3 separate regions of the Homo sapiens genome follow, and all the other regions are linked to region 1. Evidence: chromatin contacts called from ENCODE Hi-C or POLR2A ChIA-PET data. All regions are on one chromosome and are shown on one strand. The core of a region is the stretch at or near the end of the contact, and the rest is flanking DNA. Distances in the headings are between cores, read along the strand shown. Region 1 has its middle 22 kb from the start of LINC02851. Region 2 overlaps KDM4C (lysine demethylase 4C). Region 3 overlaps GLDC (glycine decarboxylase).

Region 1 (4,268 bases), core at 1,433-3,932:
GTTACAGGCATGAACCACCATGCCTGGACAGAAATTAAGTCTTACTAAGAGGCATTTTAGGCCGGGCGCAGTGGCTCACGCTTGCAATCCCAGCACTTTGGGAGGTCAAGATGGGTGGATCACCTCAGGTCAGGAATTCGAGACCAGCCTGACCATTATGGCGAAACCCTTTCTCTACTAAAAATACAAAAATTAGCCACGCGTGGTGGCAGGCACCTATAATCCGAGCTACTCAGGAGGCTGAGGCTGGAGAATTGCTTGAACCTGGGAGGCGGAGGTTGCAGTGAGCCGAGATCGCGCCACTGCACTCCAGCCTGGGCAACAGAGCGAGACTCCCTCTCAGAAAAAAAAAAAAAAAAAAAAAAAAAGAGGCATTTTACTATTTTATATTGGGTAAGCATGGAAAAGGAGGCAAACTAATTTATTTGAGTGTGTAGAGAAGAAAAAGCAAGTTTTCCTTAACCATGGTAAGGTTCATGGCTGAGACTCCTATAACAAAATACAGATTAACAAGAGAAAAGCATACAAATTTGTGTAATATAAGTTTTACATGATGGGGAGTCTTCCTAAGGAAATGACCCAAAGAAAAGTCTGTGTACTTTTATGCATAGGTTTGAGAAAGTGGATAGTTGTGCAGAAGTATGATTGAACAAAGCGGGTATGATCTCACGGTAATAAATTGGGGGCATGAGATTAGCAAGACCTGTTTGTTCAGATTATTCTTGGTGTCCCTGTGTGACATTCCTTCCACCCTGATATAGGGCAGGACACCTGCCACATGAGGGTTTTCAAGAGAGATAAGAGGATGACCTTCCTAGGCTTTATGGCCTGCTTCAGAGACGGGTGAGGGAGATGTGACAGTGGCCTTCCAGTATATGCTGTTTTCTCAACTTCCAAGGTGCTATGTTTGGGGGTTGGGTTTCCTATGCCATATCAGTGCTTACAGTATGACAAGCAGCATGATGAGTGCTTTACAAAGCCTGCACTACATGTCAGGTAGTTTTTACTCATTTGTAAAATGAGCAATCTTCATTTTAGAAAGACTGACCAAAGGCCCAGTCATACAGATAGACGGTAGAATCCGGAATTGAAACTAGCTTCCTAAGCTACAATGGAGTGAAGCAAAAAAAGGAACTAAAACTAGGTCTAGGCTGGTAGGCTGGGTGCAGTGGCTCACGCCTGTAATCCCAACAATTTGGGAGGCCGAGGCAGGTGGATCACGAGGTCAGGAGATCGAGACCATCCTGGCTAACACGGTGAAACCCCGTCTCTACTAAAAATACAAAAAATTAGCCGGGCTTGGTGGCGGGCGCCTGTAGTCCTAGCTACTTGGGAGGCTGAGGCAGGAGAATCACTTGAACCCGGGAGGCGGAGCTTGCAGTGAGCCGAGATCGCGCCACTGCACTCCAGCCTGGGCAACAGAGCGAGACTCCGTCTCAAAAAAAAAAAAAAAAAGATTTTGAAGCATATGTTTCAACAGAGCAGATGGAGAAAGTTACGTCAAACGTCTTGAGAGGAGGACATGGAATGCCAAACACAAGGATCTAAAAACGGTAGTGGTGCTTTAATCCCACTGCCTTGGGACAGTGACGGAAATCAGGGACAAGAAGAAATACATTTCTTGAATTGGGCAGCTGAAAACCTAAAAAAATCGCTATCAAGTCCATTTATTTGTGTGTGTACATTTATTTATTTGTATTATTATTATTATTTGAGATGGAGTTTCGCTCTTGTTGCCCAGGCTGGAGTGCAGTGGCTCATCTCGACTCACTGTAAGCTCCGTCTCCCGGGTTCAAGCGATTCTCCTGCCTCAGCCTCCTGAATAGCTGGGATTACAGGCACGCACCACCACGCCCAACTAATTTTGTATTTTTAGTAGAGATGGGGTTTCTCCATGTTGGTCAGGCTGGTCTCGAACTCCCAATCTCAGGCGATCCGCCCACCTTGGCCTCCGAAAGTGCTCGGTTTACAGGCATGAGCCACTGCGCCCTGCCTGCATTATTATTTTTTAATGAGACGGGGGTCTCACTATGTTGCCCAGGCTGGTCAGTAACTCCTGAGCTCAAGCAATCCTCCTGCCTCGGCCTCCCAAAGTGCCATTTATATTTTATATACTCTAAAGGACCATGGGGCAGATACAGCACAGGCGGAAAGTCAGCTTTGAGTTAAGCCTGTTGGAGATGTAACAATACCAGGCAGAAACCCAGAAAGATGGGGCGTAGGGCTGGGTGCAGTGGCTCCCGCCTGTAAGCCCAGCACTTTGGAAGGCCAAGGCAGGCGGATCACTTGAGACCAGGAGTTGAGACCAGCCTGGGCAACATGGCGAAACCCCGTCTCTACCAAAAATATAAAATTAGCAGGGCGCTCACCTGGAGTCCCAGCTACTCAGGAGGCTGAAGTGGGAGGATCGCTTGAGCCCGGGAGGCGGAGCTTACGGTGGGCCGAGATCGCGCCGCTGCACTCCAGCCTGGGTGATAGAATGAGCCCCTGTCTCAAAGAAAAAAAGAAGGAAAAAAAAAAAAAAGAAATGGAAGCAGTGTAGGACCGAAGACGTCTGGGACGGAAGCTCACCCCCAGGAAGGCCTAGGGAGAGAGGCACCGGCGACGTGTCTGCACCACGCGTCACCGGCACGCGCGGTCCACACTCCAGCGCCGGGTCTCGCGAGAGCCCCAAGCGCGGAACCGAATCTGCAGGCGCGCCACTCTTTGCCTGCGGCACCCTTCCTCCAGTTCTCAGGGTGATGGTCGCGATAGTTGCACCAGCACATGAGGGCGAAAACCTCTTGTGCTGCCTCCCCGTGACTGCCAGTTCCCGGACCACGTTCTCCCCAAGAGCCCAAGAAGGGCAGACAGCCAGGCGCGCTTGGCTGGTCTCGGGAGGAGGAAGTGGCGGAAGTGGGATTTGGGAAACAATCCTGGAGTCGGTGTGCTACGCATGCGCCGAGGGAAGCGGCCAGGCGGGTGGAGGCGGTGACCGCGCGGAGGCACCGGCGGCCCAGAGGCTTATAGTCTCGCGCGCACAGCAGCGCGCTACGCGGCCATCACAGCACAGCCGATCCAGAGTCCAGTCACGTGACCCGCTCGTGGCAGTCCGTGTGGGGCACTGTAGTAGCATTTAGTGAGTCAGGCGAACCTAGCGGGCTGCCGCCCCAGATCAGTTTCTCCGTCAGATTCCATTTCTCCAGCGGCACCTGAACCGGCGCGGTCCTCTGCGTCTTCTTGCTCCCTGGGGATGGGGCCCGGAGCCCCCTTCTTCATAGAAGGGAAAGAGATTTGAGCAGGTGGAAGGAACAGGTGCCCAGGACGCTGTCCCGACGCCCACACGATGCGCTGAGACCTGAGCTTACCCTCGCGTGTCCCATCGTGCGGTGGTTCTGTCGCGGCCCTATGGGGAGGGACTCTGTCAGACGGGGACGTCACGAGGCGGCCTTGCCGGGCAGGGTATTGGGGGTACCGGCTCCATAGTTTAACTCCGCCTAGTAGTGACCGCGTCTTTTTGCGGTTTTCCTCAGTCCTGTGGCCGGAGACCTCTGCAGTCTCCCTCCCGCAATGGAGACGTCCTAGGAGGTCTTCTGTTTCCATGTTTAGGGAAATGGGAAACCTACATAGTTTAGTAACAAATTGAAAGAGTAGTCCAAAGTCTTCCAACAAAGAAGACTGCAAGCCACCATGGCTTCCCTGGCAAATTGAACGATATATAAGAGGAAAACATAATTCCAGTCTTTAATAGTTCCAGAATAAAAGGGGGAAGGAAGATGAAAGCGGGTAACACTTTTAAACTTTTTAATGGCCTAGCATAACCCTGATAGGAAAACCTGACGAGAACAGCGAATGGAAGGAAAAGTGTATGCAAGTTTTGCTCATGAGTCTAGACGGGAAACTCTGTAAGCAAAATATTAGCAAAATCTAGTATTATGTGAAAGGAATAATACCATAGCCAAGTTATGTGGTTTTTTGTTTTGTTCTGTTTTGTGGGGGTTTTTTTTTGAGACGTTTTGTTCTTTTTTTTTTTTTTTTTTGAAACCTCCACCTCCTGGATTCAAGTGATTCTCCTGCCTCAGCCTCCCGAGTAGCTGGGATTACAGGCGTGCGTCACCACGCCCGGCTAATTTTTTTTGTATTTTTAGTAGAGACGGTGGGGGGGTTTCACCGTATTGGCCAGGCTGGTCTGAAACTCCTGACCTCAAGTGATCCACCCGCCTGCCAAAGTGGTGGGATTACAGGCGTGAGCCACCTCGTCCAGCCAAATTAGGTTGTTTTAACATGAG
Region 2 (4,289 bases), core at 712-3,211, 110 kb before region 1:
GCCTATAATCCCCGCACTCTGGGAGGCCGAGGCGGGCGGATCAGTTGAGGTCAGGAGATGGAGACCATCCTGGCTAACACGGTGAAACCCCATCTCTACTAAAAAATACAAAAAAAAAAAAATTAGCCAGGTGTGGTGGCAGGCACCTGTAGTCCAAGTTACTCAGGAGGCTGAGGCAGGAGAATGGCATGAATCCAGGAGGCGGAGCTTGCAGTGAGTGAGCCCAGATCACGCCACTGCACTCCATCTCAAAAACAAAAACAAAAAAACAAAAAAAACAGAGCAGGGCTACAGATAGTGATGTAGTCATTATTTGTTTAAAGAAAGTTTGGCCAGGCGCGGTGGCTCACGCCTGTAATCCCAGCACTTCAGGAGGCCAAGGCGAGCGGATCACACCACCACACCCGGCCAATTTTTGTATTTTTAGGGATGGGTTTCGCCATGTTGGCCAGGCTGATCTCAAACTCCTGACCTCAGGCGATCCCACCCGCCTCGGCCTCCCAAAGTGCTGGGATTACAGGCGTGAGCCACCGCACCCAGCCTAGAAAGTTTAAATGAGCATCTATCTCACAATGCACACATGAGGAAGTAGGAGATACATAAAATTTAAACCTCACCACCCTTTAGGAACTTACAATCCAAAGGAGAAAATAATCTGCACAAAAATATATTAACACATGGTAGAAAATATTCTGAATTCTCCCTGCCTCAGGGAGGGGGCCTGCAACAGGGAAAAACCTTCCAGGCTACATTCCTACCTGCCTCTGTTCACGTGTAGACAGGTACATACCCCCAAATTCATGGGCTTCAGGATAGCAGCCTCACTCTATATAGTATACACACAGTCCTTTAGAAGCATCTGGATCTGGTCCAGGCACGGTGGCTCACACCTGTAATCCCAGCACTTTGAGAGGTCGAGGCAGGCAGATCACTCGAGTCCAGGAGTTGGAGACCAGCCTGGGCAACATGGCGAAACCCTGTCTCTAAAAAAAAATATAAAAATTTGCTGGGCGTGGCCGGGCACAGTGGCTCACGCCTGTAATCCCAACACTTTGGGAGGCTGAGGTGGGTGGATCACCTGAGGTCAGGAGTTCGAGACAGCCTGACCAACATGGAGAAACCCCGTCTCTACTAAAAATACAAAAATTAGCCAGGCGTGGTGGCACATGTCTATAAGCCAAGCTATTCGGGAGGCTGAGGCGGGAGAATTGCTTGAACCCAGGAGGCGGAGGTTGCAGTGAGCTGAGATCACGCCATTGCACTCCAGCCTGGGCAACAAGAGCAAAACGCCATCTCAAAAAAAAAAAAAAAAAAATTAGCCAGGCGTGATGGTGAGCGCCTATAGTCCCAGCTACTCGGAGGCTGAGACGGGAGGACTGCTTTACCACCCCGGGGGGCAGAGGGTGCAGTGAGCCAAGACTGTGCCACTGCACTCCCACTCCAGCCTGGGTGAAAGAGTGGGACCCTGTTTCAAAAAAAAAAAAAAACAAAAATCTGGATCTGGCCCTCACCTAACTACTATGGCCTCGTCCATCATCACTGTCTGCACTGTACTTTACACTCCAACAATACTCACTGACTTGTGCTTCTGTAAACAAGCAAAGCTTTCTGTGTTTCTGCACGGTATTCCTTCCCCTCACAGCAGCCTCTGCCTGCTTCCTCACCTGACAAACTCCTGCACACCCCTGAGATTCCTAATCCTCTGGAACAGGCCTGCCTGACCCATCACCGTGTTCCCAACTCCCCCTCTGCGTTCATTATAGCAGTTGCCTGTCCCAACTGCTGGCACTTCCAACCACCCACTGAGCCATCAGCTCCTCCAGGGAAATGCCGGCTCGCCACCTCTTTAAGCCCTAGCATACAGTCTGGCACCCCAGCCTGGCTCACAGTATCTGCTGCAATAATTATTTGCCAGCTGAATGAAGGAGTAAGTGCCAAATTGTTAACATATTTACATAATGATACCAAATTCAGGAAAAGGAAAGCAGTAGTCCCAAACACAGAAAAGTTACTTAGAAAACAGATTCACTTGCATGACTGGTAAAGAATAATGCAACAGAAAAATCTGGGCAGTGAGAACAGGGTAGAAGCCCACAGATCACCTTTGTAGAAACATTTGGTACACAGAAGGCAGTGTTCATCTTCGACAGGCTAAAGAACAAGGGTGGCCCGAGCATTTCCCTAGGCAGAGGAAAAAGCCAATAGGAAAAAGGAAATCACTGAGTCATTCAACAAATAGTTATTGTATGCCTAACTGCTGGGCAGTCATTCACCAGGGAACAAAGTCCTGACACTAATGGAATGAAACAGACAATAAAAAGTACATGCTATGAAGAAGAACCAAGGGTAAGGGGATAGACTGCAAAGGGGAGGGGTGGCTATTTTATACAGGGTAGGCAAGGGAAGGTACTTCGGAGGAACAAAGGGCTGAAGGAGGGAATTAATCATACAGATATCTGGAAGAAGAACATTTTAGGCTGAAGGAACAACAAGGAAAGAGACTATCGGACTCTTCAAGGAACAGCAAAGAGATGCGTGTGGCTGGAACTCAGTAAGCAAGGAGGAGAATGGTGAGAAATGAAACTGGGGAGAAAAGGAGTTTGGCATTTACTCTGCATGAGATGGGAACTGATCCTGGGGTTCCTCCCCCTCTTAGTTATCCAGTTCTTGGTACTCAAACATCCATTCCCCTTTAAGGAGATAATGGCTGTCTCTAAAGAAACTTTTCTGGACCATCTGAAGCAGAGAAATGAGCTGGCTCACATATTGTAAATCACATTCTGGCTCTTGTGTCAAAAAGGACAAGGCTGGAAGCAGGGAGGTCGACAAGGAGGCAATTTACACTAACCCAGGCAAGTTAAGACGGCAGCTTGGACCATGATGGGCAGAGGGAAATGCTCAGATTGTAGATTGCAAATACATTCTGAACAAAATTTCTTGACAGAAGTAAGAGAAATACGAATCAAGATTTCTGGTCTAAGCAACAGAAGAATGGCTCTGGGCCTGGGCGTGGTGGCTCACGCCTGTAATCCCAGCACCTTGGGAGGCCTAGGCAGGCAGATGACCTGAGGTCAGGAATTTGAGACCAGCCTGGCCAACATGGCAAAACCCTGTCTCTACTAAAAATACAAAAATTAGCCAGGTGTGGTGGTGCGTGCCTGTGATCCGAGCTACTAGGGAGGCTGAGGCACAAGACTCACTTGAACCCCGGGGGCGGAGGTTGCAGTGAGCCAAGACGGTGCCACTGCACTCTAGCCTGGGCAACAGATAAAGACTCCGTCTCAAAAAACAAACAAATGAAAAATGGCTCTGACAAGAAATTGAGGCACAGAAATTGTTAAGACATGCAGCAAATTAGTGGCTACTAGAATTAAACCTAGACCTTGACCTAGTTTGCTAACTGGTCTAGGAAATATACTCTGCCAGTTTCTAGCATCACTACTCCCTTGATTACACAAAACTATTTCTACCTACAAATCAGATACATAGATTAAAGACCTAGATAGCTTAGGTTTTAGACCTTTTTCAATCTTGGAAGTTAATATAGGATAATCATAAAATTTTAAATATGTTAAATAATCTAAAAAGTTAACTTTCACTACACCACCCAGATCTTTGCCAATATGATGGGCAAAAAAGTATGGTTAAGTTTCATTTATTTGATTCTTAGTGACAGTGATCATTTTTGAACACACATAGCCATTTGCATTTCTTTTTCTGGGAGGTGCCTACTTACATTCATTACATTTAAAAGGTATTTATATTAATAAATGTTCTGTTCCTTGAGTTCTTCCTAATCTATATTTATCATTACTAAACTTAATCATGCTACAATTAAATCCCCAGTCCCTCTTGTTTCTCTTTTACCTTTATTTTTCTGAACCAAGAAGAAACAGAAGTTTAAAATGTTCTTCCAGTAATGTTTCCAAGTCACAGGAAAATAGGTATATCTTAAAACAAGCACCACTATGATTTTTAGCTGAAGGTGATAATCATTTTTTTAAATGCTACCCTTCTTTTGACTGAGTCCACAAAGTGAATGACAATACTATCTCTGAAGGCAACTGTTATCTTGCTTCCACAGAGCTGGTCTTCAATGTTTCTGAGACCACCTACAGCAAAAACGATATTTATAGCAAGTACCCTAAGAATTTTTTTAATAAGCTAAAGACCTTTCCATTGAATAAAGTCCAGCACTAACTCATATAACAACCCATGTTTGTTTCTGAAAATTTTTACATTATGATAAAGGACAAACATCTACTCTCCTTGTTCTAATGAGAACGTGT
Region 3 (4,084 bases), core at 786-3,285, 120 kb after region 1:
CTCCCAAAGTGTTAGGATTACAGGTGTGAGCCACCACGCCCGGCATGGAGGGCCTTGTTTTTCTAGGACAGTTTAAGCTGTGCTCACATAAACTTGGTGTTTCTGAGGCTCCCCGTTCACTGGCCAGCCCTGCAGCTCCAGACCATTCACTACTTCATTTTAAACAGATGTCAGAAAAGCACTGACCTAGCCTGTCCTCCATATATAATAGTTTGTTGATGGTTGCTTAGTCTGGGTTATGTAGATAAGCAATTATTTTTCATAAGACTTTTCTACCAACAGGTGGCACTAACAATTTGTTTTACTAATGCCCCAGTAGTAATCCTTGTGTCACATTTGAATATATCATTTGCACTTTTTGGGTTGAAACATAGCTGATTTTTATAGATGTTTAAGGCCAGAGAGAGAGAGAGAGAGAGAAATCCAGCATTTCTGATCAAGTCTTTAGCATATAGTCTTTCTCCTACACTACTGGCTCATAGCCAGTAATCTGCTTCTTCCTTCATTCCTAGTCTACACCTTGATTGGCCTTTCAAGAAAGTCAGATGAATAGAATTCATGAGAAAAACATAGGGGTAAATATAAAATGTTTTTCTTGAGGTTCCTTACTGTAGGGGAAAGGATGACATTCATATTGATTGCCTGTGCTGGAGGAATTCAATTTTTAAAATATTTACTAAATACTTATTGCAGAACTACTACATGCAGAGTACTGTTCTATATATTCCCTGTTGAAGAATATACAGAACTCTGAGAATTAGACCCTACTGTCAGAGCTTATGCTCTAATTGAGATAAGACAGGCATACAAAGTAAATGTGAAATCGGTAATAATTTTCTATGTCCAGTACATGTATAGGATATTAATGTCAGATAAGATTGTAGAGTAAAATGCTATGATAATTTGGAGGAGGTAGAGGATTATTTCTTTAATCAATCTATCAAATATTTTTTATGTCAGTGTTCTTGGAATAGAGAATACAATTGTGAACAAGGTTGACAAAATTCTTGCCTTCAGGGAAGGCCTCTCTGAGGAAGTGACAGAGCTGGATTGGTGGCTTTAGGGAAGGCTTTGCAGAGAGTTGTAGCCAGTTGAAGAATGGGCAGGATTTGGCTGAGAAGCATTTGACCTTGATGATCTCACTACACATCACATCTGCCCTGTGTGATGGGTACTGTTACTATCCCCATTTTACACATCTCTCAGGCACATAGGCACAGGGAGATGAAGTTACTTGTGATGTGAGTGGTTTCCTGAAGCACGGCATATTCATTTTCTTGTCCTCAAAATGAAAAAACCTCAAATAGGCTAGGACTTGTTTTTCAGAAGCCAGGAAAACAGAAGAGCAGTCTTTGCCTTTCTTCTTGGAAGAGAGCGGAGATAGCTGCAGCTGACTCAGTGCGGGTGACGAGGAACGGGGTGACTCAGGTCTTGTAAGACAGGCTTTCTTTCTTCTTTTCTTTCTTTTTTTTTTTATTTTTTATTTTAGCTAAACCCCCCAGTTCTATCAATCAGACAAGACTTCTGCTAGAAAGAAAATCAGCATTTGCTCCCACAACTCTCCGTCCTTGGAGAGCACAGTGTGCTCAGAAGAGCAGCACTGCTTGCAAAGGGAGCCCGTAGCTCTGGGAGGCAGGCTGACTCCACACCCAAGTCTTCATCTGTCACTGTTGGCCATTTGGCATGTAGCACTCAGACCTCAGTTTCTTTGTGTGCAAAATGGGGGTGATGGCATGGAGAACATACACATTTTTTAAAATTCTTACCGATTTTCTGTGGGTAACATTAAAAAAAGTTATTTTATTTTTAAATTTTCATTTGTTTAAAGTTTAAATTTTTGTATCTTTTTTTAGTATTTAATTTTTGCCTTCAGCTTCGCAGACATACACATTTTGAATGGGACTGATACATCTATTACTCATTTCCCTTCCCTTCCTGCACAGGGTACTGGGAACATGAAATAACAGTCTACGATTGAGTCAGCATTGCTCACCGGAATGTTAGTCATGGCATATGCCCTGAAAGTGGTGCCTTCCAGGACCGTTGAGATGAGGATGGCCAGCCCCTAACAGCCATCTGCATCCGGGGCCTGGGAGAGCCGAACCTGAGACTGCCAGGAATGGTGTCACATTAAAAGTGCCTCATTCTTTTGGGGCTGATCAGGCCCTTGACTCGATATTTGGTAATACTAAGAAATTATAGAGTGATGATTTGTTTTCACCTCATAGGTGTGTCTTCCTTAAACCTTGTTAAGATGTTGACACATTACCCATTTAAAGGGGGAAAGAAAAGGGAAAAAAAAAGGAAAAAACTGAAGTTCATTGTTCTAGGTGTGACAATTGTGTTTGTAGTTATTTATTTATTTTTTGAGACGGGATCTCACTCTGTCACCCAGGTTGGAGTGCAGTGGCACCATCTCGGCTTACTGCAGTCTCCGCCTCACAGACTCCAGTGATCCTTCCATGTCAGCCTGCCCAGTAGCTGGTACTACAGATGCATGCTATCACACCAGGCTAATTTTTTGTACTTTTAGTGGAGACACTGTTCCGCCATGCTGCCCAGGCTGATCTTGAACTTCTGAGCTCGAATGCTCTGCCCACATCGGCCCCCCAAAGTGCTAGGATTACAGGCATGAGCCATTGCACCCGGCCTGTAGTTATATTTTTAAAAACAATACTTATCTTTGAAGGCTGCATATTGACATTTGAACTGATGATAGGATGTTTGAAGTTTGCTTCAAAATATATAGTTCAGCATGAAAGTGGTTAGTGAGAAATATAATAGGAAACAAGATTGACCGTAAACCAAATTGTTACAGCTGGCTGACACACACGTCGTAGTTCCTTTTGTTCTTCACTGTATTTTGGTATAGTTTTGAAATTTTTCATAATAACAAAAGGCTATTTTCAATGCGTGGTCCTGAGCAAGGATATAGAAAGCTCCATCTTTGGGTAGGAGTGGTTGAGCTGTAGTGCACAAACTGGATGCTGTTGCTTTGATTGTTTTGATTGTTCAAGACCTTTTGACTCCAGCAGAGCTCCTTGATGAGCTTCTCTCAGCGTCTGGACAGTGACCATGTGTCACGTGCTGGTGAACCCCTGGCCAGGGCCCAATAAATATTGAATGAGTAAATGAAAGCCAGAAGACCTAACCGTGATCCCTTTCTTCTTGTCTTTGCAAGCGGAGCCCAGGGAGAATATGCTGGACTGGCCACTATCCGAGCCTACTTAAACCAGAAAGGAGAGGGGCACAGAACGGTGAGTATGGCAGGAGGTGGCGCTTGCTCACCATGGGGCACAGAGGTCCTGGCTCTCAGGGTCCCTTCTGTGGGACACTCCCTCCAAGCCTTCTTGGAAGCAGATGAGGGAACATATAGTCAAGAAACAAATTTCTGTGAACTAGCCATTATGATCCTTGCTTCCAAGACATCCCACTTGACCATTTTGAGGAAAAACATTCAGAGATAAAAGACTTGCTCAAACCCAGAATGCAAACGTCAGCCAGTTGGCTGTGGAACTGCTCTCTAGGGAGCAGAGGGAGGAAGAGGGCAGGAATGTTGCCATTGCAAGCATCCTCTCCTTGGCTCAGCCCCGGCCCTGGGCCTGGATGAAGGGCAGAGACCATGCTTTAATTCTTCAGTAACCCCTGTTGTGCTGAAGCCCGGTTCTGGTCATAGTATGCTCAAACAATATTTGTTGAATAAATAAATTCTCCATTAGATGATTCTCAACTTCAAGCACCAAAAAAGGCATAAAGCAGAGTTCACGGTCCTGCTTCAATGTTTGCTTTGGATATGAGAACCTGGTCTCCAGGATCCCAATCGCCTCTTGGGGACCACTGTGGGGACCAGCAGGTACTAATGGACACCACTCGCTCCCCCCAGGGGCAGTGCCTGTAGCAGTGGCCTAACTCAGGCCTCAGCTTGTGCCAGAGGAGGCCTGTGTTCCTGGTTCCTTCATTTTGATGGCCAGTGCTATGCTAGAGTTTGTACTGAGCTGTGGGGCGGAAGTCCTTAATAGGAGCATCGCCTAGGAGCCGAGAGCAGGGCAAAAGCATCTGCTGATACTAGAGAGTTGCAGACAAA

What was found. A loop is a pair of places that touch in the nucleus more often than their neighbours do. ChIA-PET counts read pairs that join two places held with the same protein, here RNA polymerase II (POLR2A). Pooled maps may share reads with other maps.
Region 2: a map of endothelial cell of umbilical vein shows a loop between it and region 1 (2.3-fold over the local background). The contact joins two enhancer-like sites. A Hi-C loop is called at or near these places in 2 of 168 maps with a recorded cell type or tissue (HepG2 and endothelial cell of umbilical vein) and 1 of 50 pooled maps. POLR2A ChIA-PET finds 5 or more read pairs at or near these places in 14 of 52 experiments (B cell, Caco-2, HepG2 and 10 more).
Region 3: a loop to region 1 is called in a map of tibial artery, with 4 times the contacts of the local background. The contact joins two enhancer-like sites. A Hi-C loop is called at or near these places in 4 of 168 maps with a recorded cell type or tissue (ascending aorta, chondrocyte, naive thymus-derived CD4-positive, alpha-beta T cell and 1 more), 3 of 37 single-sample maps with no recorded cell type and 10 of 50 pooled maps. POLR2A ChIA-PET finds 5 or more read pairs at or near these places in 10 of 52 experiments (A549, AG04449, GM12878 and 7 more).

Annotation. Positions count from the first base shown.
Region 1 is chr9:6,680,090-6,684,357 of GRCh38, reverse strand. No RefSeq gene overlaps it. Among named protein-coding and RNA genes, the nearest start is that of LINC02851, 22 kb to the left of the region's middle. RefSeq lists enhancers at 632-891, 2,460-2,579, 2,650-2,939, 2,405-3,153, 3,060-3,439. Within about 2 kb of position 2,682, at least 41 of the 41 ENCODE cell types and tissues checked have a DNase peak (open chromatin) inside an H3K27ac peak, as active enhancers do; they include HCT116, ascending aorta, endothelial cell of umbilical vein and 1 more, where a contact is called at or near this core.
Region 2 is chr9:6,786,245-6,790,533 of GRCh38, reverse strand. All of the region lies in intron 1 of KDM4C (lysine demethylase 4C), which reads right to left. Among named protein-coding and RNA genes, the nearest start is that of KDM4C, 30 kb to the right of the region's middle. RefSeq lists an enhancer at 736-1,451. Within about 2 kb of position 1,961, at least 7 of the 41 ENCODE cell types and tissues checked have a DNase peak (open chromatin) inside an H3K27ac peak, as active enhancers do; they include endothelial cell of umbilical vein, where a contact is called at or near this core.
Region 3 is chr9:6,564,527-6,568,610 of GRCh38, reverse strand. GLDC (glycine decarboxylase) reads left to right here. Exons shown (of 25, transcript NM_000170.3): 16 at 3,182-3,257. Among named protein-coding and RNA genes, the nearest start is that of GLDC, 79 kb to the left of the region's middle. RefSeq lists an enhancer at 1,214-2,413. Within about 2 kb of position 2,035, at least 11 of the 41 ENCODE cell types and tissues checked have a DNase peak (open chromatin) inside an H3K27ac peak, as active enhancers do; they include HCT116, ascending aorta and tibial artery, where a contact is called at or near this core.